Regions from separate parts of the Homo sapiens genome. Here region 2 is linked to region 1. A link is a loop called in an ENCODE intact Hi-C map of the cell type or tissue named here. Cell type or tissue: A673. All regions are shown on one strand.

The links. A loop is a pair of places that touch in the nucleus more often than their neighbours do. Peaks named below come from ENCODE experiments on the same cell type or tissue, not always from the same donor. Only the 100,000 strongest peaks of a DNase experiment are listed, where the experiment ranks them.
Region 2: it touches region 1 in a loop (4-fold over the local background); 1 of 110 quality-filtered maps calls a loop at or near these places.

Annotation. Positions count from the first base shown.
Region 1 is chr17:55,204,328-55,212,327 of GRCh38, forward strand. It overlaps a transcript of STXBP4 not described here. Among named protein-coding and RNA genes, the nearest start is that of HLF, 57 kb to the right of the region's middle. In A673, a CTCF peak has its summit at 6,767; DNase peaks (open chromatin) are centred at 3,134, 3,894, 4,124 and 6,144; H3K27ac peaks cover 5,356 bases.
Region 2 is chr17:55,447,230-55,455,229 of GRCh38, forward strand. SMIM36 (small integral membrane protein 36) reads right to left here. Exons shown (of 5, transcript NM_001395421.2): 5 at 2,627-3,069. Among named protein-coding and RNA genes, the nearest start is that of MMD, 29 kb to the left of the region's middle. In A673, no CTCF peak of the experiment used is centred here; DNase peaks (open chromatin) are centred at 1,692, 4,272, 4,982 and 7,932; H3K27ac peaks cover 918 bases.

The sequences.
Region 1 (8,000 bases):
AATTTCTTGAATGTATTAATTATACTCAGTTTAAAGTTTATTCCTGATAAACTCTAACATATAGATTACTTGTGAGGCTATTTCTGTGATCTGCTTTTTTATGTGCTTTTTGATTAATTCTTACCTTTTTTGCCTGCCAGGTTTTAAAAATTGAACTCTAAATATTGTGTGTAAAAAATTACACAGATAATCAGAGCTATAAAAGATATTATCTTTCTCAGGAAGAATTTACTTTTGCTTGAGACAACAGTCACAATAAAAGTAGATCACTTACTCACCTTAATCCCTCCTTAGTCCCCCTTGGTGGGCCCTGATCTCAATTTTTAGCAATGTCTCTCCTATATGAATAAAAAAGAAAACTCTAATTAGTTTTTCAGGCACCAAATGACACCAGTTGGGCTCAACTATATGAACCTACTTTTCTCTGGGTTTCTGCTTGCTCAAGTACTGGCTGCATTGGTATCTCTTCAATGCCTTCAAGATTAAACACACACACACACACACACACACACACACAAACACACATACCCCTTCAAAAAGGTATCAATCTAGAGCTACATACACATATACATCTATATTTCTTACTGTCTTGGCAGTTCTCCAATACCTTCAAGAACTATTGAATAACTACCAAACATACTATTTTATATTATATATATGTTGTCCACCCTTTTTAGTAGTTCTTAGCAGGTAAGTTTGTCTAAACAAATTAGCTTGCCATGGCCAGAAGTGAAATTCCACTATGTTGGAGTTTGACTGGATAAATCTTAAACTTTATCTGGAAGAGTAAATGCAAGAGAATAGCCAAGGAAATTTTTGTTTAATTCAGGAGAATTTGTCTTTATATTATAAAGTTTTAGTAATAAAACCACATGACAGTGAGACAAGAATAGAGAAATAGATCTATATAACAGAGAAAGGTATCAAGAGATGTTGGTTATATTATATATTTATTATAGTACTTTTTAAATATTATATAAAAGGAAGCATTTGCCATCATATAAAATGAATGTCAGATGAATTAAAGATCTAAAGATTCAAACAATCATAATGTTGAAGTAGAAAAGCCTTTCGTAGGTTAGCACACAAAGTAAAAACAAATGACAGATTTGTCTACATTATATAAAACTTGTATAGGGCAAAAGATACCATAAGCAGTGTTAAAAGGTAAACATATAAACAACAAACTGGGAAAGACATAAACAGCAGACAAATGCACACACACACACACACAAACACACACACACATATACACAAAGTGGGACAGGTGAAGAGACAATTTACATAAAAGGTACTAGAAATAGCCAATAAACCCATTGAAAAATGTTCAACCTCATTGTATTAAAAAAATCTGAGAAACAAAATAAGAGTTTTCTAATATTTTAGATTGACAAATATTTATATATATTTTTGGCAAGGCTGTGAAAATATAGGATCTCATATACTCTTGGTGGGAAGACAAACTGGTACAAATCTTATGGAAAGCTACTTTACAATATTTATCAAACTTTAAAACATTCATATCATTTCACTTCTAGGAGTTTCCTCCTACAAAAATATTGGCACTTGGGTAAAAGACATATACTGAAGCATTATTTCTAGCAGTATAAAATTGGAAATTACCTAAATGTCCCTAAGTAAAAGAATGGTTAATTAAATATTCGTGAATATATTAAATAGTATATTATATACTTATTAAAATGCATAAGGCAGGTCTATACTTATTATCATAAACTCTATATTGATTAGTGAGAAAAGCAAATTATAAAAATTTTATAGTATGATGTCTTTGAAAAACCTCTGTGAATTATTCCATATACATTATGTGTGTAGGTGTCTATGTACTATTGTGAATTATTACATATATATATTGTGTATGTGTCTGTGTATGTGTGTGCAAGGGGCTTGTTGAGAGAGCTGAACCCAGTAACCAACAGAAAATGGCTGTGGGGTGATTGTTTACATGCCCCCCAACCCCATTCATATGCTGCTATATCAGGCAAATCCCAAAGCTTCTTTTCTGATCACTTGCAGCTATTAAGAAATCCAGCCAGTAAAATGAAAACTTCAACTTCACATCCAATTGAAAACTTCTCCTCTCTTGCCAGCACAGGCCTAATCCTAGTTTCTAGGATTAATCCTAATCCTAGCGGGGTAGAGAGAATGTCTTCTCTTACACTCTTCCTTTCTTTCCTCCTACCGTTGTTGATGACTCCAACAGGGTCAAGTCCTGAAAAAGGAGGTGTCAGCTGAGTACGGTGGCTCATGCCTGTAATCCCAGCACTTTGAGAGACTGAGGCGGGTGGATCACCTGAGGTCAGGAGTTCAAGACCAGCCTGGCCAATATGGTGAAACCCCATCTCTACTAAAAATACAAAATTTAGCCAGGTGTGGTGGTGGGTGACTGTAGTCCCAGCTACTCAAGAGGCTGAGGCAGGAGAAGTTCTTGAACCCGGAAGGGGGAGGTTGCAGTGAGCCAAGATCATGCCACTGCACTCCAGCCTAGGCAACAGAGGAAACTCCGTCTCAGAAAAAAAAAAAAAAAAAAAAGGAGGTGTCAAAGGAAAAGGACAAAATGTCTTACTCAGCCAGTGCTGGCTGTGATAATCCCATCTGTCATGACAGGCATCTAAATTCTGGCTCCTTCATGGAAACCTTTATGGGAACCTTCAACATTACTGAGGGAGCCACTCTCCACTTACCCTCCTGCAACTTCTCACAGTGGTTCACCCTACAAGCTCATACTTCTGGGGTCCCTCCACCCTAACAGGCCACTCTTTGGAGCAGATTTCTGTCAAGATGTCTAAAGTCCAGTGGATCTCTACGCATGACGCTCACACATTCTTTTTCCACCATATACAACTTGTCAAACTGCTGACTCTCCCCAGGATGTGCCATCCCGGGCAGCCCTAGCCAGACTCCTGCCTTCAGTCTTCACCTACAGGAAAATAGTCACCTGTCACTACAGGCATGTACACCCCAACTCCCACAGACACACTCGAGGCTCCCCCATATAACCCTCCAGTCTCAGTCCACCTCAGTGCCCTGACCAGGATGAGCTTCCAATACCCCAGCTCAGCAGGTATTCGGCCAAGGAATAGAGTGCCCATTTCCTCCCACACAGGAATGAGCTATTCACATAGGGAGCCCCCTAACTGGGCCTGAAACAGAGGAGGAGAGAAAAGCTAACGACCTCTCTACTCCTACAAATTCCCTTCAAATACTCTTATTTCAAATTGATTTCTAGTCTACTTTTACTAGGCTGTTAGTATTTATGTCACTGGTCTCCATTTGCTTTGTTTTAGAAAATCCTATGGGGTGTATTTTGTGCTTCTCTTTAGAATACGGGGACCCTTATCACCAATTGTTTTCAAATTTAATGCGTTGACTGCAAATCTGAAACAATAGGAAATATCCCATTTAGCACTCTGTCCCGTTTATGCCACACACACTCTCATGCACGCACGTGCGCACGTGTGCAAACACATGTAGTTTGTTGAGCGGAACAAGATCTAGGATACCCACAAAGTGTTAACGCCGGTGATCTCTGCAGTAGAATTGCAGGCCAGTGTGAATGGTAACTTTTACTTTTCACTCTATTTCTGTATTATTGAATTTGCTTATAATAACCATGCAATTCTTTTGTAATTAAGAAAAGAATAAAATAGTAATGGTAGTAATAATAATAAAATATTGATAAATGCTGGCAGTCTTAAGTCTCAAAGTACCAGGCTATACTAGATGCCTTATTAACATAATGTGTTTTAATCCTCTCCACAGCTTCATAATTACAGCCTTTTCACAGATGAGGAAACTGAAATTCTTTGGTCAATTTAGTCCAAGTTCTAATCTGGGCTTGGCTTAAAAAACAAGGAAGTCTGCCTCCAGAAATCCATGGCAATTTAATCTTTCATAGCACTTCATAGCAGTGCCCAAGTGACAGGCAGAGAAACAGTGTTGTTGACTTGACTACAGACTGTGAACTGCTTTTGTGCACCTGTTGCACCCAGTACGGTGTGCTGTGTAGGTGTTTATAAGATGTTCCATAAATGCTTGTTGGATGGGTTGGGAGATCATATAATTTATCATTCAAATCAGGACACTTCTGATAGTGAAAGTGGGTGCTATTCATAGTTACATAGGTACAACGTGAAAAATCAGTACTGTTATGCACAAAGGAGTTGCACAAAGGTCACCCTGTTGGTGGAAGGAAGGAAGGAAGGAAGCAAGGAAGGAAGGGAGGGAGGGAAGAAGGAAGGAAGGAAGGAAGGAAGGAAGGAAAGAGAGAGGGAGGGAGGGAAAGGAGAGGAGTAAGAATACAACCATGTTGTTTTATGATCCTGCAAATCTTTGAGTAGTGAATAAAGCTTATTCTTCCACAATTAAAGGCAAGAATCTTGAAAATAAAACAGACCTGCAGGGAGATGGTATATTTGTGTAAACAAGTTTCAGTTATAAGTTAGACATTTTAAGGCTAGGCACGGTGACTTACGCCTGTAATTCCAGCACTTTGGGATGCCAAGGCGAGTGAGTCACTTGAAGTCAGGAGTTCAAGACCAGCCTGGCCAACATGGTAAAACTCTGTCTCTACAGAAAAAAAAAAAAATAGCCGGGCATAGTGGTGGGCACCTGTAATCCCAGTTACTCAGGAGGCTGAGGCAGGAGAATCACCTGAACCTGGGAGGTGGAGGCCACAGTGAGCCAAGATCATGCCACTGCTCTCCAGCCTGTGCAACAGAGCAAGACTCCATCTCAAAAAATTTTTTTTAAAAATTTAAGTCTTACATTATAAAAGAGGTGGGATGGAAAGTAATCTGGAAGAGAAGGCTGAAAGAGGAGTCTGAAGATTAAAAAAAAATAACTGTTTATTTTCCACTTTTGACGGACAGATAGTGACTGTGTTAGGAGACCCAGTGAGGCATCCAAGAGAAAATGCCCTATGAACAAAGTTCTTTCTAACAATTCATCTGGGGAAGGAAACGAGCTGGGAGAAGAGTAGGTCTTCTCTGTTGAGGATTGTGCTAGAACCAGGTCAGAGGCAGCAGAGATGCCAGTTCATACGCAGGCCCAGCTGAGGCGCATCCAAACCTGTCCCCTCAGCTGGGAGGAGCTGGGCATGAAGGAAGGGCCAGAGCTGGGGAGTCAGAGTCAAGCCCTAGACACACTACTTGGGCAAGTTGTGCCTCACTTTCCTCATCTGTCCATCTGAGATGAAAATAGCCACTTTACAGAATAAGGTGGAAATTCAAAGAAACAAAATGTAGCAGACACATGCCTCCCTTACCATGGCCATTGTCTTTAAAGTACAGTCCACCTGTTCTGGATAAGGGCGAGCAGCTGAGGACACGTGCTCAACTAGTCAATGCTGTTTCATATCTGATGCTGATGCTGTGGACAACAGGGGACTTCATGTCATTGTTGTCTCCCAGGTCACATCATGGGCTGAAAGATAGCTTCGGCTTTCTGAGAACATGGCTCTGCATCCCACCATTTACTTCCCTCTTCCGAGGGGATTTTCCTCTTGGAATCAGGCTCTTCATTCTGTGGAATCTGGAGCTTCACCAAGAGGCAGGCTGAGTGTGCAAGGTTGGGCATCCCTGGTTATACTAACATTGCAACTTGTGTTTACAACACAAGTTAGGGTAAGGATGCGTCTATGTGAGCATGTTCATGCGTGTGCACACACATGTGCATGTGTGCATGCAGGCATGTTCATGTCTGCGTGTGCATATATCTTTAGTGGGAGAGAAAGAAGGAGAATGGAAAGGACCGAGCCCACTGATGTACCACAGATTATCTCCCAAGCAGGACCCCCTGCATCTGGAATATTCACTTGTTCCCAACATGCAGGGAGAAGAAAACTAATTCACAGATACACCATATTATAAATCTAAATTTTTAATGGCATTTTATGTTATTAAACCCTAATGAGAAAAGCCTGAGCAGAAGAGAAGTCTAGCTTATTAAGCTCATTTTTTGCTCTATTTTTCTTTTTCTAAAGAGATTCAAATTCAAAGTCTGCACAACAAAGGAGCGCTCATTCCCCTTTATGGAGTAATATGTTTGTTTTGTTTACTTTAAATTGGGCTTAAATTAGGCCTCAGAAGGAGGGAATTCATTAAAATCCTGCTCTGTGATGTTGGCAGGTTGCCATCTGAGAGGCCTGTATTACTTCTCTTGATAAAGTTCAAAAGAGAAATAACAAATGCCACAAATAAGAGGATGGTTTTACTCAGTGTGCCAATTTAAAATGTTTTCATTAGAGTATAAAATCATAAAATTAGAAAGATGAAACTGATTCTTGACAGGTAGATCTTTCCCCACTTAAAATATACACAGATATTGTGTATACTATGTGTATTTCCTTCTAATATTTTTAAATAAAGATATATACACACAAACCCAAGAACACACATGTGTTGTAAAACTGGTATCTTGCCTTATGCATAAATATGGGCCCTGCTCTTTTTCATATGATCTTATATTGTTATCATTGCTTCTGCCACTGACTATTATTTGAAAACAATATTTCTTTAAATGGCTATATAATATCCCACCATAGTCAGGCATAAATCATCATTAAGAGTTCCCTTTCGTTGTTTGTAAAGATTATGTCTAATTAATCACCATTTTAAGTACGTCTGAGAAGTAGCCGTTGTTTAAATATAAACTTGAGACCAGCTATGTCTTTAAACTCTTAGAAATGGAGTTTTCATGTTCAAAGAGGTGCTCATTTTAAAACTTTTAGGACTTTTATCGTGAAATGCCCCCCCCCATGAAATTTGTCACTGTATGGCTCCCACTAGAGGGGAGGTAGGCTGAGATCTCACTCCACCCGCACCAGCCTTGAGCATCATTCATTTCAATCATGCTGATTTATGTGTGTCCACTGCAAATTTTTTTATTATTATTTATTTATTTGTTTATTTTTAGATGGAGTCTCGCTCTGTCGCCCAGGCTGGAGTGCAGTGGCGAGATATGGGCTCACTGCAACCTCCACCTCCCGGGTTCAAGTGATACTCCTGCCTCAGCTTCCCGAGGAGCTAGGATTACAGCTTAACTGCATGAAATTTATCTCCTGGGAAGTGTAAAGTAAGACTCTCACTTGAATTTTTCAAATATGCAATTACTTCAGTACTAGTTTTTGAATATTCTCTTTCCTGTTATTTGTAAATTTTCTTTCATCACACATTATTTATGATTCTACAGCTTTCCATTCTGTTCCACTTATTTCCCTATTGTTTTTTGCAGCTTACCTAAAAGTTAAGGTAGTTGGGTAATTTATTTTGATATCCGATGCTTCACATTTGTTTTAATTTTTTTCTATATTTTCTTAACTATATCCTCATGTTTGTCCTTTCAGATGAAATTCAGAATCCATTTGACAAGCTTCCCCACTGATTTAATGTCCTACTGAAATCATGCTGAACCTACAAATTAGTTTGGGGAATGCTGTTTCCTGTTTTTTGTTGTTTTTTTTTTTTTTTTTTTTTTTTTTTTTGACGGAGTCTTGCTCTGTTGCCAGGCTGGAGTGGTGCAGTGGTGCGATCTTGGCTCGCTGCAACCTCCGCCTCCTGGGTTCAAGCCATTCTCCTGCCTCTGCTTTCTGAGTAGCTGGGATTACGGGCACATGCCACCATGCCCAGCTAATTTTTGTATTTTTTTTTTTTTTAGTAGAGACCGGGATTCATCATGTCTGTCAGGCTGGTCTCGAACTCCTGACCTCAAATGATCCACCCGCCTCAGCCTCCCAAAGTGCTGGGATTACCGGCATGAGCCACCGCGCCCTGCCGGGGAATGCTGTTTCTATACTTAGCACTTGGGAACATAAGTTTCTAAAGTAAGAGTTCAAATCTACTGTCTGCTATTTTCATGTTATGTGACCCTGGGCAAATTACTTGATCCTCCCTAGCTTCAGTTTTCTTCCCTGGACTATAGGGTCATGGTGTCATCATTCATAGTCTCTTTCCAGCGTGACACAAATGGGCACTCAATAAATA
Region 2 (8,000 bases), 240 kb after region 1:
CCTCCTATATGATAATTTATCACATGTCACACAGATGGGCTCAAACCCTGGCTTCCCCTAATAGTGGCTATGAGGCTTGAGACAATCAGTCTCTCAGTTTCCATATCCTTTTATTTTATTATAGTAAAATATACATAACATAAAATTTATCATTTTAACCATTTTTTTTTCTTCTTTGAGATGGACTCTTGCTCTGTCGCCCAGGCTGGAGTGCAGTGGCGCGATCTCAGCTCACTGCAAGCTCCGCCTCCTGGGTTCACACCATTCTCCTGCCTCAGCCTCCCGAGTAGCAGGGACTACAGGTGTCCGCCACCACGCCCGGCTAATTTTTTTGTATTTTTAGTAGAGACGGGGTTTCACCGTGTTAGCCAGGATGGTCTCAATCTCCTGACCTCGTGATCCGCCCGCCTCGGCCTCCCAAAGTGCTGGGATTACAGGCTTGAGCCACTGCACCCAGCCCATTTTAACCATTTTTAAGTGTACGGTTCAGTAGCATTAAGAACATTCGCAATGTTGTACAACCATCATCACTATCCATTTCCAGAACTGGTTCATCATCCCAAGCAGAAACTCTGTGCCCATTGAATGATAACTTCCATTCCCCTCCATGTGGCCCCTGGTAATCACTACTCTACTTTCTGTCTCTATAAAACTTGCCTGTTCTAGGTACCTCATGTAAGTGGAATCATATAATATTTCTCCTTTTGTATATCGTTCATTTCATTTAGCATAATGTCTTAAGGTTCATCCATGTTGCAGCATGTATCAGAATTTCATTCCTTTCTAAGACTGAATAATCTTTCATTATATATATATATATATATCACATTTTCTTTATCCGTTCATCTATCAATGGACATTTCAGTTGTTTCCACCTTTTGGCTATTATGTTCATATCTGTTAAAGGGGATGTAATATCTATTTCACAGATTGTTGTGAGGGTAAGATAACCAGGAAAAGGCCTGGTATATAGTAGGTGCTCAGTTAATGCTATGTTTTTTTCTCCCTGGCATAAGTTATTTATTTATTTATTTATTTATTTATTTATTTTATTTATTTTTGAGATGGAGTCTTGCTCTATTGCCCAGGCTGGAGTGCAGTGGGGCAATCTCGGCTCACTGCAAGCTCCGCCTCCCGGGTTCACGCCATTCTCCTGCCTCAGCCTCCCAAGTAGCTGGGACTACAGGTGCCCGCCACCACGCCTGCCTAATTTTTTTGTATTTTTAGTAGAGACAGGGTTTCACCGTGTTAGCCAGGATGGTCTCGATCTCCTGACCTCGTGATCCACCCGCCTCGGGCTCCCAAAGTGCTGGGATTACAGGCTTGAGCCACCACGCCTGGCCAAAAGTTCTTATATTTCCTTTAAGGCCCAAGTAAAGGAGTGTGATGAAAGGGACCGGATAATTCTTTTCCTATTTCTGTGCCTCTTTTGATTTCTCTGTTATAACTTCTCTAATTAATGCTTGGCTCTTCAAATTATTTACGGGAGGAAGTATTCCAGAGGATATGGTCGGGTGTTGGGAGGGGGAGGTGGGGGAGATGGGCAGGATGAGGGTAGAAGACAGAAACAGACATCCAGTTAGTTATATGTTGCTAAGCCTAAGAATATTTGCTGGCTGAAGGATCTGTTAACTTTTTCCAAAACGGTAATAGTGCTTACTGCAGAGATAGCGATCTTTGAAACTTGACCCTCCTTATTGCAAAAGCCCCAAGTGTTCAGATCTGGGCCATCAGGACTGGAAAATGAAGATGTTTTACCTCACTTCATCCTTTTCTTCTTCTAGGGCAGCTACTTCATGCCAATATGCAGTAGGATAGGGCAAAAGGTTGTGTTTTTCTTCTGTAACTTAAAGGAAATAATGTATTTCAAAGGATCCTGAGAAAGACCATATTTATTCTTGAATTCTTGTGGAATGTAAGTGGTATAAGGGCTTCTGGGGAAGCCAACTGTAGTAAGTCCCTCTCTTTAGAAAGCAAATGTCTAGACAGCTGGAGGGACCTGTCTATCCAGGGTCATAAACAAGTTGGTTTAGAGTAGGGACTAAAATCTTGATCACTTTACATCTAGCTAAGTATGTTCTTTTGTGCCTTACAGATCAACTGGTGTAAAGCTGATTTTCCAAACTTCGAGTTTTAAGGGAAATGGATAGGATACTCTTTTTTAAAATTATTTTTATTATTTTATGACAGAGTCTTGCTCTGACGCCCAGGCTGGAGTGCAGTGGCGCAATCTAGGCTCACTGCAACCTCCACCTCCCCAGTTCAAGTGATTCTCGTGCTTCGGCCTCCCAAATAGCTGGGACTACAGAATCATGCTGCCACGCCCAGCTCATTTTTTTGTATCTTTAGTAGAGAGGGGGTTTCGCCATGTTGGCTAGGCTGGCCTGGAACTCCTGACATCAAGTGACCTGCCCGCCTTGGTCTCCCAAAATGCTGGGATTACAGGAGTGAGGCACTGCGCCTGGCCCAGGATACTCTTACTAAAGGGTTTCTGGAAGTTTCTTTTGGGAGCAGCACTCATTGAGTAACCGTCTACTCTGTGCAAAGCCCAATATTGAGCACTATGAAGGAGAAATGAAAGAAACAAAAGTCATGGAATAGGGACCCTGGAAAAAGGAAAAATGGATACCTGAAAATATTATGCGGGTTTATTTGGGTTGGGGTGATCACTGATAGATAGATGCAATGGATTGAAGGATGATCCCCCAAAAGACACGCCCATGTCCTTATCTCCAGAAACTGTGACTATTATTTTATGTTGTAAAATATTGAACATGACTTTATATGACATAAGATATGATTAAGTTAAATCTTGACAGTAGGAGTTTTTCCTGGAGTACCCAGATGGACCCTAAATGCAATCACAAGTATGAAGAGAGGCAGGAGAAGTTTTGAGAGAGAAGAAGAGGCAGCAGTATGACCAGGTAGGTTAAGATTTCAGTGATGTGATCACAAGCCAAGGAACTCCTGGAACCACCAAAAGGTAGAAGAGGCAAGCAATAGATTTTCTCCTGCAGCCTTCGGAGGGAGTACAGCCCCTCTGACACCTTGATTTCATACTCCTGGCTTCTAGAATATGAAAGAAAAAAAATTTCTGTTGTTTTAAGACACTCATTGTGTGCTAAATTGTTACAGCAGTCAAGTGAAAACTAACAGCATATCTAATCTTTGACCTTTTACATTTCCTCGTTGCTTTCTCTCAAGGGGTGTGGGGCAAATTCCTTATTCTTTTCTATCTAGTTCTGCTGCCATCAGAAGCATAGAACATGGATCTCACAGTGTTGCAAGTAGATCACTTAGTCTCCTTTGGTTTCATTTCACAGAGAACATGGTGGAGGCTCAGAGAAGTGAAGCGACTTGCCCACATTTACACAGTTGCTGAGTGTGAGCCCAGACGTGGAACCCGGGTGCAATACCCAGATAGTACTCCTTGCTTTCTGCTTACAGCCTAGAGAGAGGGAACTTGCAGCTGAGTTAGGAGACAGAGGCTCACAAGCACAAGGCAATACTGGCAGAGCGTAGACAACAGGTTTAGGCACCCGTGAGTCTACACAGTAACACTGGAGAGTCCACCAACTTTACCTCCAAGAAGACATCTCTAATCTGCCCACTTCTTTCCATCTCCTTTGCCAGCAACTCTCTGCTTAAAGATCCATAGTGGCTTCTTTTTTTTTTGAGACGGAGTCTCGCTCTGTCACCGAGGCTGAAGTGCAGTGGCACGATCATGGCTCACTGCAACCTCCGCCTCCCGAGTTCAAGCAATTCTCCTGCCTCAGCCTCTTGAGTAGCTGGAATTACAGGCATGCGCCACCACGCCTGGCTAATTTTTGTATTTTTAGTAGATATGGGGTTTCACCATGTTGGTCAGGCTGGTCTCGAACTCCTGACCTCATAATCCGCTCTCCTCAGCCTCCCAAAGTGCTGGGATTACAGGTGTGAGCCACTGTGCCCAGCCCCTAATGGCTTCTTATCATCCATAGACTAAGACCCTAATTCCAGATGGTGGCATAACAGGACCCTATATGATCCAATACTCGCACCTTCTCCAACCTCATTTTCTACCAGTGTCTCCATCCATCACCCTCCTTCAGCACCTCCAGCTGGCTGACCTTGGGTTGCCCTTGAAGCAGGCCAAGATCTTTCTTGTCTTTGTGTCTTTGCACTTGCTCTTGTCTGCCTGGAATACTTTCCCCATGGCTCTTCCTGTGGCTGACTTATGTTTTATCTTCAAGTTCCAGCTCACATAGCTCCCCACAGAGGCTTTGAAGTGGCTGTTTCCTCCATATGTTTCTTATCACAGGCTGAAACAGTCTTGTTTATTTGTTGAGTGTCTTCTCTTGTCACTAGATTAAAAATGCTATGAAAATTCTTGAGAAAGATACACCCTCTTTGTACCTGGCACAGTGCCTGACAGTGTAGGTACTTAATAAATATCTGTTGAATGAATGAATTTACCAGTTTTCCTAAACTGGGCTACCTAAGGAATTTACTATATATTTCCTGCACAAAAGATTTAAGACTCTTTCTTTCCTCCTGAACAATGCATATCAAAGTCTCTGAAAAATTCTAAAGAAAACTAAATTTAGACTGTATGCAGGGGCTGATGCCTGTAATCCTAGCATTTTGGGAGGCCAAGGCAGGAGGACCACTTGAGGCCAGGAGTTCGAGACCAGTCTGGGCAGCATAGTGAGACCTTGTCGCCACAAAAAATAAAAAGATTTTAAAAATTAGACAGGCAAGGTGGTGGGTGCCCTCAGCAACTTGGGAGGCTGAGGAGGGAGGATCACTTGAGCCCAGGAGTTTGAGGCTGCAGTAAGCTATGATTGGGCCACTGTACTCCAGCCTGGGTGACAGCATAAGACTCAATCTCTACAAAAAAAAAAAAAAAAAAAAAAGGAAACACTTTTAATAAGCCTGGCATATTTGACCCACATATGGTTTTAATAAGCCCAAGTGTATTTGGCCATACATCCTATTGTTCAGGAGTTTGTGTAAATGTTCCTGAATATAGATGTTCCCCAGAACAGTTAGAGAACTCTTGGTGTAGAAACTGGTAACAGCTGAATCCAGTTAAATCACCAGTTCATTTGAAAATATCCAGTTGACTCCAGGCAGCAGTATGTGTGTATACACACAGTTTCGTGTATATAAACAGCAGAGTGAAGTTGCTAACAGAGCTGGGGTAGTGATAGTGATAGGGGAGGAAAACTCATAGGGCTGGAGAGGTGGGGGATTATGACCTCGGCCATGGATTTCAAATTCTGTCTGGAGGTAACTTAGAGTGGAGCAAGTTCTCAGCTTCTCAAGGGGAGTTTGACCGTGAGTCTGGACAAATCAAGAGCTTGCCATGAACAGCACACAGAAAGATCCAGCTCTGCTGCCTCCACGTGCTCTGCTCACATAGTGGCCATCCTGTTCCAGAAAATGGGCTTTGTCATCACTTGGCTCACATCCTGTCTCTGGGTGACCTGAGAGTGACCTATAAATGTTTGACTTTGCTTTCTAATAGAAAAAATAATGCTGTCAGTCGTTGCTGTATATTTTGGGTACTCTCCTCCTCTGTAAATTGTGTCTTTCCTTAGACATATAATTCCAGTGACAACAAAGCCATTAGGTCAACACTCACTAAATAAATTTTTTAAAAACCCAACACTTTGATAGAGAGGGAAGTAAGATGCTCAGTGATCTAAGTCTCCATAGGGAGGGCTAGGAATGGGTGGCTGTGTTTGGACACTCTTACCACATCCTTTTCTCTGAAGTACACCACCTGGGCAGTTCCTTAGAATGTGAGACCACGGGCTGGGTGTGGTTGGCTCATGCCCATAATCCCAGCACTTAGGGAGGCTGAGGCAGAAAGATCACTTGAGCCCAGGAGTTCAAGGCCAGCCTGGACAACATAATGACACTCTATCCCCAACACACAACAAAATTTTTAAATTAGCCAGGCCTGGTGGTAAACACCTGTAGTCCCAAGCCACTTGCAAGACTGAGGCGGGAAGATGGCTTGAGCCCAGGAGTTTGAGGCTGCAGTGAGCTATGATCAAGCCGCTGTACCCCAGCCTGGGTGACATAAATAAGTAAGTAAATAAATAAATAAATAAAAAGTGAACCCATGCAGTTAGGTTTTGAAGCATTTAGGTTACTCCTGTTTTCTACTCTTCTGCCTTCCTTTCACGTTTAAAGGCCTGCAAACCATATAAATCATCCCATAGGTTTCTTGGCAAGTTCAGCACTGATCCAAATAAAATATACCAGGATCTTTGTTCTGGGAATGGCAGTAACGATTTCCAGGTTGTTTTTAAAAATAATAGTGTATTTTTAAACTTTTTATTCAAGTATAACATATATGCCAAAAGTGCACATATCATTGGTGTACATAGAGTGGATTCTTAGAAGTTGAACACACGCTAATAACTAGCACTGAGAACAAGAATCAGAACATTACCAGATCCCCTGGAAGCCCCTACTGTTCCCTCCCACCCCTGCAGGTAGGAATACACCACAATTTATTTATTAGTTCTACTATTAATGGGAGATTCCCAGGTTTTAACAGTAAAATAGATATTTAGAGTAGTTGGGTCAAGACTAAGTAGGGCAGTGGGATAGATCTTCATTGGGTGATGTCTGAAATAACTTAGTGTTTTCCCCTTTTGAGGATTAGTAGCAGAACTCTCTGATTCTCTAGGAAATATCTACCTGCATGGCAGCATGGGAATTTGCAGTCTGGTCTGACTCCATTAGTTCTCTGTGCATAGAAATGTCAGGCTGGAAGGGGATCAGGGCAAGTTAGAGCCAAGCCCACTTCCTCTTCTCTCCAGCGGAAGGGTCATTAGCAGCTGACCACCAGTGTCAGCTGGGCAGCGATGGAACTGTTGACAAAACCAGAAGTAACTTTCCTAGGAAGTTGGTTTTAAGTAGGTGTTTGGTGTGAGTCTTTGGAATATTCATATTTAAAAAGTGGGTTTAGAAAGATGTTTATTAAAAAGGAGGAAATGTTAAGAGATAAATGAAGCCCCCAAATAAATTATCTCAGACAAAACAAGCTTTCAAAATAAGATAGGAAAAACTGAGAAAGGAAAGTGTCCTGTAGCATTTTGATGTGCATTACAAAAGAGAAAGAACCGCTGAGGTCAGCAATCATCCTGGCTGGATTTACCTCCTCACTAAAAAATAAAAAAGCTGCAGGGATTACCGTTAAAAAACTCACAAAACGAATACCTGTATTGTTTTGCTTTTAAAAGGATCACACGTTATTTTTTAAGACCTAGAAAACATAGATCAACAGAAAGTAAAAATTTTTAATGTTAATTTAACAACTGGGGATAACCACTCATTAACATTTTAATGAGTATCCTTTGAGTCTATATACATGTATTTACACGCCTTTTACATTAATGATGATAGTATACGTACTGCTGTGAAACTTGCTTTAAAAAAGTGTGTTATGGGCTTTCTATGCTTACAATACATTTTTAGTGAAATAAAGCAAGATAAACTTGCACAGGCAAGTTTAAAACCTCTGGCTTCTTATTTGAGGAAAACATAATACAGAAGGTAAAATAATCAAAACAAATTTAAAATCTTCACGATGCATCATAAATATTTTCCCATGCCAGTGACTACTGTTCTACAACATGAGATTTAATGACCATATTTTTTTTCATCGTGAAGAGATACCATAATTTAATGTATTCCCTATGTGTGGGCATTAGGCAATTTTGCATTATTCATTACTAGAACAAACACTGCAATGGATAGTCTTAGAGAGAACTATCTGTGCACATTCATTATTGTTTACTTAGAATAAATTCCTGGAAGAGACATTGCTCAGTCAAAAGCTATGCCCTTTTCAAAGCATTTTGATACTGATTTCCAAATTTCCCTCTGGAGAGGTTGTACTGATTTACAGCCCACCAGCAGTGTTTATGAGTGTTTGCCAATGCTGAGTAAGTGCAAGCATTTAAAGAAGGCTTTGGAAATATGATAGGGAATACATGGTA